Regions from separate parts of the Mus musculus genome. Here all the other regions are linked to region 1. The links are chromatin loops, found by intact Hi-C in ENCODE. Cell type or tissue: left cerebral cortex. All regions are shown on one strand.

The links. Hi-C counts contacts between places; a loop is a spot of excess contacts. Peaks named below come from ENCODE experiments on the same cell type or tissue, not always from the same donor. Only the 100,000 strongest peaks of a DNase experiment are listed, where the experiment ranks them.
Region 2: a loop joins it to region 1, with 2.8 times the contacts of the local background. A loop is called at or near these places in 2 of 42 quality-filtered maps.
Region 3: a loop joins it to region 1, with 10 times the contacts of the local background. A loop is called at or near these places in 3 of 42 quality-filtered maps.

The regions. Positions count from the first base shown.
Region 1 is chr11:93,564,392-93,566,891 of GRCm38, reverse strand. The region is part of intron 5 of Car10 (carbonic anhydrase 10); the gene reads right to left. Among named protein-coding and RNA genes, the nearest start is that of Gm24856, 150 kb to the right of the region's middle. In left cerebral cortex, a CTCF peak has its summit at 957; a DNase peak (open chromatin) is centred at 957; H3K27ac peaks cover 1,973 bases.
Region 2 is chr11:93,671,205-93,673,704 of GRCm38, reverse strand. No RefSeq gene overlaps it. Among named protein-coding and RNA genes, the nearest start is that of Gm35148, 140 kb to the left of the region's middle. In left cerebral cortex, no CTCF peak of the experiment used is centred here; DNase peaks (open chromatin) are centred at 802 and 1,471; H3K27ac peaks cover 814 bases.
Region 3 is chr11:93,486,550-93,489,049 of GRCm38, reverse strand. The region is part of intron 4 of Car10 (carbonic anhydrase 10); the gene reads right to left. Among named protein-coding and RNA genes, the nearest start is that of Gm24856, 74 kb to the right of the region's middle. In left cerebral cortex, no CTCF peak of the experiment used is centred here; DNase peaks (open chromatin) are centred at 941 and 1,856; H3K27ac peaks cover 711 bases.

The sequences.
Region 1 (2,500 bases):
TGTAGGTATGTGTGTATATGTGTATGTGTGTGTGTGTTTGTGTGTGTGTGTGTGTATATGTGTATGTCTGTATGTGTGCGTGCATGTGTGAGTATGTGTGACCGTGTATATGTGTGTGGTTTTTGTGTGGGGTGTGATATGAGTCTGTGTGAGTGTATGTATGTGTGTGTAACTGAATGTGCATATATGTGGTTTATGTTTGTGAGCAAGTGCATGTGTGTTATGAGTATGTATATGAGACTGTGTGTGTAAGTGTGTGGTGTATGTGTGTGTATATGTGTGAGTGAATGTGTATGTGGTTTGTGTGTGTCTGTGTGTGTTATGAGTGTATGAGTATGTGTGTGTGTGATGTGTATTATCAGTGTATGTGTGGTTTGTGTGTATGTGTGTGTGTATGTGTGTGGTGTGATATTTGCATGTGTATGTGTCAGTGTGGTGGTGGTGGTGGTGTGTGTGTGTGGTGTATGTGTATGTGTGATTGTATGTGAGTTTGTGTGTGTGTGTGAGTGTGTGAGTGTATGTGTGATTGTATGTGTTTGTGTGTGTGTGTGTGAGTGTGTGTGTGTGGTGTTGTGCAGCAGGAACAGTTCATTAGTTTCCATATCTGTAGATTATAGGAACCACAGAGCTCTCAGGATGCACGTCTGTGCTCTGCATTTTCATATGGAGTCAAGCCAAATGGCCTTAGATGGGGGAGGTCCTTCCAGCTGCACCCCCTTGTATTCTGATTATCATCGATGCCTGCTCATTGCAGAGTGTGGCTAGTTTCAGTGAATTTTGTTTTGTTTGCCTCTAAGAGGTGAGTATGGGCTGACAGTGGTGAGAGGAGACAGAAGGCAAGAAAGCCAAATTATTTTCGCCATCCTTCAGGGAACTCCAGATGGTGCCCTTGTCTCAGGCTCCCAGAATACACCCTGGGAGAGGAGTGGAGATAGCATTTTGCTGACAGCATTTGGGAAGAGGCGTGTGGACAGTCTATATTAAGACTTCAGCATCCTTCCAAGCCTGTCTGTGAGCACGAAACAGCTCTGTGGTGTTACTTGGAAACCACTGGGCCTAATCTCTCTGGGGGAAGATCACAATGTGTTGTCTTTTCATCCTAGTCCTGTGATTGAGACCCAAGCATTCAGCAAGGGCTTTCCCCAAATGTCATGGCTCTGCCTTGGGACTACTGTCATTTACCAAGGAGAAGGCTGTTTCTACCAGAACAGGGTTGACCAGTGAATGGGTAGGGTCGGCAGCAAGGGTCTCTCTCCTTCCTATAGTCAGTATGGGGCGTTCCCAAGGTGGGAAGGCACTGTGTGGTTTTCACCCATAGAGAAGAAGCAACATTCCTTCTGAACCAAGCACTGTGTTGGGAAATGGCAGTCAACATGGGGAACCAGCCTTGGCCTCAAGCAGTTCTAGGCACTTGATGGATAAAACAGCTCATACTCGAGGGCCTTGTAATTATGAGGTTTCTTCAGAAACTCCCTCCTTAGACCCACACAATAACCCTGCTGAGAATTAGGCCAGAACGCTTTGAAGCATATACCAAACAAGAGAAGAAACAAAGGACCCATATTGACTTAGCTGTTAAACAGTGACTTCTAGACTTGAACACAAGTCTCCTCTTCCCAAGCACAGTCGCTTGGTAGCTTGAGACTTTGTTGCGATTGGCCTTTCATCTGATATGCCCCTCTCCACCCTGTATCCCCACATCTCATCTTCTACTTAGGGAAATTATAATGGATCCCAAGTCTTAAGAATTCCCCATGGGCTAGTGGGGTCCCAAATACTCTCCAGATGTCATCTCATCCATTTCTCACAACTGATGTTCAGGCAGACATCGTCCTTCCCATGACACAGGTGTGGATCCTGAAGCTAGGGAGGGGACATGGTTATGCATTTCTGATTTACCAGGGAATGCTGAGAATCTTTGGGTCATTCTAGACCACATTTCCTTTTCTTCCTGAATGTTTGGGACACCAGTCAAAATGTGTGAACTTTGAGGAGCCATTTCTCTTGCTAAGTGCTGGTGAAGAGATTGAAGGATCTCTGAGCTCTATTCTACCGTGCTTTTCTCTGGCTCTGTCCTGCCTATATTCCCCACAAGTCCCTGAGAACTGATTTCAGATCCACAGTGAAGCGTCATCATCATCATCATCATCATCTGCAGCAGCAGCAACAATGGCAACAACAACAACAACAACAACAACACTACCCAATATTATGGAGCCAGCTCTGTGAGCCAAGACTGGGCCAGTCACATCCCATAAACAATTTCACTTAATCCTCACAAAAGCCCATGTATGAGAACCTTATCACTACCTTTCATTTACAGAGAAGGAAACTGAGGCTGGGAGATGTTAAGTAAGGCATCTAAGTGACAGAGTTCCCTGAAGGATGGCGAAAATAATTTGGCTTTCTTGCCTTCTGTCTCCTCTCACCACTGTCAGCCCATACTCACCTCTTAGAGGCAAACAAAACAAAATTCCCTAGAACTAGCCACATCCTGCAA
Region 2 (2,500 bases), 110 kb before region 1:
AGTGAAAACAGAACTGTTTCTCCAATCACTTCCCCTTCCCCAAGGCCCTGCCTCACACTGAGGAAAGATGAGGGATTTTTCTAGACTGAATTGTTTCTTTAGCAGTCAAGTGTTACAGTCCGGATCTCTCAACTTTAGACTGTGACTGTATTGGAGATAGGACCTTAAAGAGATAATTCATATTCAATAAGATTGAAAGAGTGGGAATCTACTCCATAGGATTAGCCTCCTGATGGGGAAAGGAAGCCATATTGGGGTTGTATGGACACACTAAGGAAGAAGATATCCTCAGGCCACAAGAGAGACCACAGGAGAAACCGATTCCGCTGGTGGTACCTTGATGTCGGGCTTTCGATCTCTGTAACGGTGAGGAGTGTGTTCTGCTGGTTAAGCCACCCAGCCTGTGCCATTCTTTCCTGGACATTCTTATGTCTTCCCTGGATGATGAATACAAACGGCTAGGTGATCTCACTTGGATTTCAAGAGGCAGGAAGGACTCAGCAGATACCAGAGTGTATTTAGAAACAAAGGGTATCTCCATTACATATTAAATAGAGTATGGCAAAGAAGGGGTGGCTGGGGTGCAGAGGCAAAGCACTGAGATGTAGCTGCTAACTCAGCTGGGGCCTTCTGGGTCGGTAACTTCGGGCAGCAATCTCCCTGAGTATCAATGTCCTCTTCCAGCAGCAGCATGTGAGCAGTAAGCCTTGATGGTAATTTATGGAGCGATCTGGACACATAGAGTGCATACAGACTTTTTATCACTTGGAAGGTGTGGTGGCTTGAGTAGGTTTGGTGCCCATTGACTCCTGTGCTTGAATGCTTGGCCCTCAGGGAGAACCCTATGAGGAGGCGTGGCCTTGTTGGAGGAAGTGTGGGGGTGGGTTTTCAGGTTTTCTATGCTCAAGCTCTGCCCAATGTGGAGCCAGAGTCTCCTCCTGGCTTCCTTTGGATTAAGATGTAGAACTCTCAGCTCTTCTAGCACCATGTCTGCCTGGTCACTGCCCTGTTTCCCACCTTGATGATAACGGACTGAACCTCCAAAACTGTAACCACCCCCAATTAAATGTTTTCTTTATAAAAGTTGCCTCGGTCAGGGTGTCTCTTCACAACGTTAAAACCCTAAGACAGAAGGTGTGAGATGACTCATAACTTTTAAAACTTCAGTTATCTCCCACTTAGGATCTGTTGGAAACATTAGGTTGTTGGACCAGAAGTAATCAGAAACAAAAGTATCATATTGAAAATGACCAACTTTGGAAACACTACTGTCCCTCTTACTTCTAAACTGTTGTCACCAGGCATGGGTGTTTTGTCTGCTTTCATAAATAATGTGGCTTCTTTTGGTAAAAAAAAATTTTTTCCAAGAAGCAGTTTGGACAAATGTATCAAGAGCTTTAAAAATAATCACATTGCTTGACACAGCAGTTCTGTTTATAACAATTTATTCTAGGAAGGGAATTTGGAATGCAGAAAGCTGTCGGCTTAACACGAGGTGTTCCCTTGCAACTTGACTAACTGTGGTATAAATCTGGAAAACTCCTTAACCCATACTGTGAGGATCGTGGTTAAATAAGTTATGGCACATTGGTGTGATGAAAGATTATGTAATCATTAAGAAATGTAAGCAAACTACCTATCAGTAAATGAAAAACACAGAGAACAAACCAAACTGGAAGTGGAGACAATGTAATGATTGGTTGAAACTAGGATTTCTGACTTTTCTTTTTTGCTTTCTGCTTTATACTTCTGATTTTGATAAATTTTCTATGATGAATATGCATTAGATTTATAAGCTGGAGGAAGACACAAAGAAATAATAGTCAAACAGGAAGATGCAGAAGATAGTGCATTAATAGTGTCTTCACCTGGGGCCAGGAGACTATTTTTTTTTTTTTTGCCTACTGTATATCATATAGGAAATATGAAATTTAGTTTAAATGAAATAATGTATAAGATACGTGTTCTAGCCCCGTATTCTGATTTGGGTATAAGTTGTGTAGCTCCTATGACCCTTTCTTGAGGCTCAAGTAACTTTCTTGTGGCTCACAGACACAGGAGACACTTTACACATTAACTGCAAAAGATAGGAGAGGACACAAGCAGGATGGAAGAGGGGGGTGAGGCTAGGCAGGTAGGAGGGTTGTTGGACCCCGCCCCCCATCTTCAGCTACTTGGAGTTTTTCTGATCCAGTCTTTCTGAGTGTCTTAGTCAGGGTTTCTATTCCTGGACAAAACATCATGACCAAGAAGCAAGTTGGGGAGGAAAGGGTTTATTCAGCTTACACTTCCACATTGCTGTTCATCACCAAAGGAAGTCAGGACTGGGACTCAAGCAGGTCAGGAAGTAGGAGCTGATGCAGAGGCCATGGAAGGATGTTACTGCCTTGCTTGAGTTCCAGTCCTGACTTCCTTTGGTGATCAACATCAATGTGGAAGTGTAAGCTGAATAAACCCTTTCCTCCCCAACTTGCTTCTTGGTCATGATGTTTTGTCCAGG
Region 3 (2,500 bases), 78 kb after region 1:
GGAAGTTAGTATTTGGTGGACATAAAGTTTCAACTTTGCAAGACAAAGAGTTCTGCGGGTGGGTGGGGTTGAAGGGTCTGCAGTGACATAAGTCTGTTTAGTATTGCTTAGCTTAAAAATGATCTGGATGTCAAAGTTTAAGTAAATGATATTTATATGGATCAAACATTTTCATTTTCTTCCTTTCTCTCTCTTGGCTCTTGCACAATGTCTCACTGATGCAGAAGGGTTCTCCCCCATCTCCCTTCCACTCATCTTCCCTTTCCAGGACCTGGTAGATGATAATGGTAATGAAACCTCTGCTTTCAGGTGATCTTTCCACTTGCCTCTCTCTTTGGACTTCTATGGACTAGATATGGAGAACAGACAGCTCATCTTAAAGACTAAAAAGCAAAACAGAATCAGGAGACTCAAAACTAAATCACTGTGCCTTTTAGTTCTCTATTTCCCAGATTCCCCTCTAAAACACATTTGAATCTTCATTCATTCATTCATTCATTCATTCATTTTCATCCACACCTCCACTCATTAGCAATCTATTCATTCATGTTCAAAAAGGGTCACTTATTACTGGCTGTGCTAGGAGCTTGGGATCCCACAAGGAGAATGCATGGTCTTTGTCTTCACAGAACTCATCCTTGCTTATATAAGCTCCCAATGCGCAGGCAGCTGAGGGAATATATAACATATACCATTATGTTATTACAATTAGATGCAACATCTCCTTATCTCTAACCTTCCCCTACACAATGAAATAACATTAATTTGTATTAATCATAAAAATATGTGTAGCCAGGGTATGGTTTGTTGCACTTTAATTTAAAAATAAAGGCTTGACAATGTTATGTATGGTAACTGAATCTAACAGTACATCTGCACGGCAGTAATTAGCAGTGCACTGATGTCACTTTATCTGCAATGCTAATTACTGTGTTTCCAATGAATGGCTTTGGTGCACGCACAGCATGCTGGGAGAAGTTTGCTTATGCACACCAGGAAGCAGACATGAGTGGAGAAAGCCAAAGCTCTGGGAGATATCCAGGCTGCTTCTGACTGCCCCACAGCTCTCTTCTTTGTATGAATTCATTGTAACATGAGGCAAGAGGTGGGAGTGTGTGTGTGTGTGTATGTTTGTGTTTTACCCATTTGAAAAATTAAACAAATTCAGAGAGGTTGACAAGGATTCAATGACTTTTCCCAGAATCAACACACAGCTGGCAGGGGACAATTTCACATGAAAGCTTGTTGTGGGATGTTATTTCTTCTGCACTCTATAGATAAGGCCTCATGCAGTTCTTGGGTGTGTGTGTGTAATAATAGGATTGATTTTTAAGAACATGGAATTGGATGCTAGGCTGCTGTTCATCTTAGGATGAAGACTGGAGAAGACCTTGTTTTCCCTACTATAAATATTTATACTGCTTTAAGACTAGTTGGAGTTCTTGTATTAATGGAAGCAGAACATATATACCTATTGAGATGGTATATCAATAACATAGGGCCATATAAAAATAATGTACTCTTGTAAACCAATACCAAATAATCAAACATAAGAAAGAAATTGAAATAAATAAGCAAAAATTCAACATCCTCAAATCCACCATGTTTATTTTATAACATTAGATGCCCTTGTAGAGCAAGTGTAGTTCTGGCACAGTAGTTAATAATCTGCCAGGTTTCTTGTTAGTGTGCTCATCTTCCAGCTCATTCTATGGACATCAGTTTATTAGAGGATGTGAATTTGGTCAGTGCATTTTTAAAGTAAGAGGCAGTTCACTCTTGGAAAGTTGGCTACAGTCTTCCACTAGCAGATGGTGTCTCGGTGTGAATCCTTACTTGGTGTCCACATGGGTGCTAAATTCTCAGCCCAGATTTCCTATTTAAATCCCCACAATCTTGTCCTCAACAAACCAGTACCACTCTTGGTATCATACTTAGGCCTGGGGCATTTGCTTCTCTCTGGGTGGGAAGATGTCAGGCTAAACCATGTGTGGGATGACAGCTTCTCACAGGGAAGGTCTTCTTTTTCTCTCTTCTGGGTCCTTTCATGTCCTGAGACAAAGGACTGTCCTTGGGGAAGCAGGGCCTGACCCCAGTCTCTTGCTCTTCAAACCATGAACTTAATCAATGATCGATTCCTTACAAGTGACTAGGTGGTTACTTAGCTATCACAGTGCTTTGATCAAGGAGCAGCTTGGCGCTGAGAGACCAGGCACTGGCGTGATGTTTAGGATGCTTGAGATTTCCTCTAGCATTAGTTAGGGTTATTCAGAGAAGCAGAAGTGACTTCTATAGAATCAGTCAGTCGGCAGGTGGTATACTAAAGACCAGTAACCTTGATCTCACTGGGGTTGAAGCACATAGACTCAACTAGGCTGGCTGGCTGATACACTTCAGGGATCCTACTGGTTGTATGCCTTCCACACTGGGGTTCTAGGCTTGGGCCACCACCTGAGTTTTCTTTGTGAAGTTCTGGGGATCTGAATGCAGGTCCTCATCT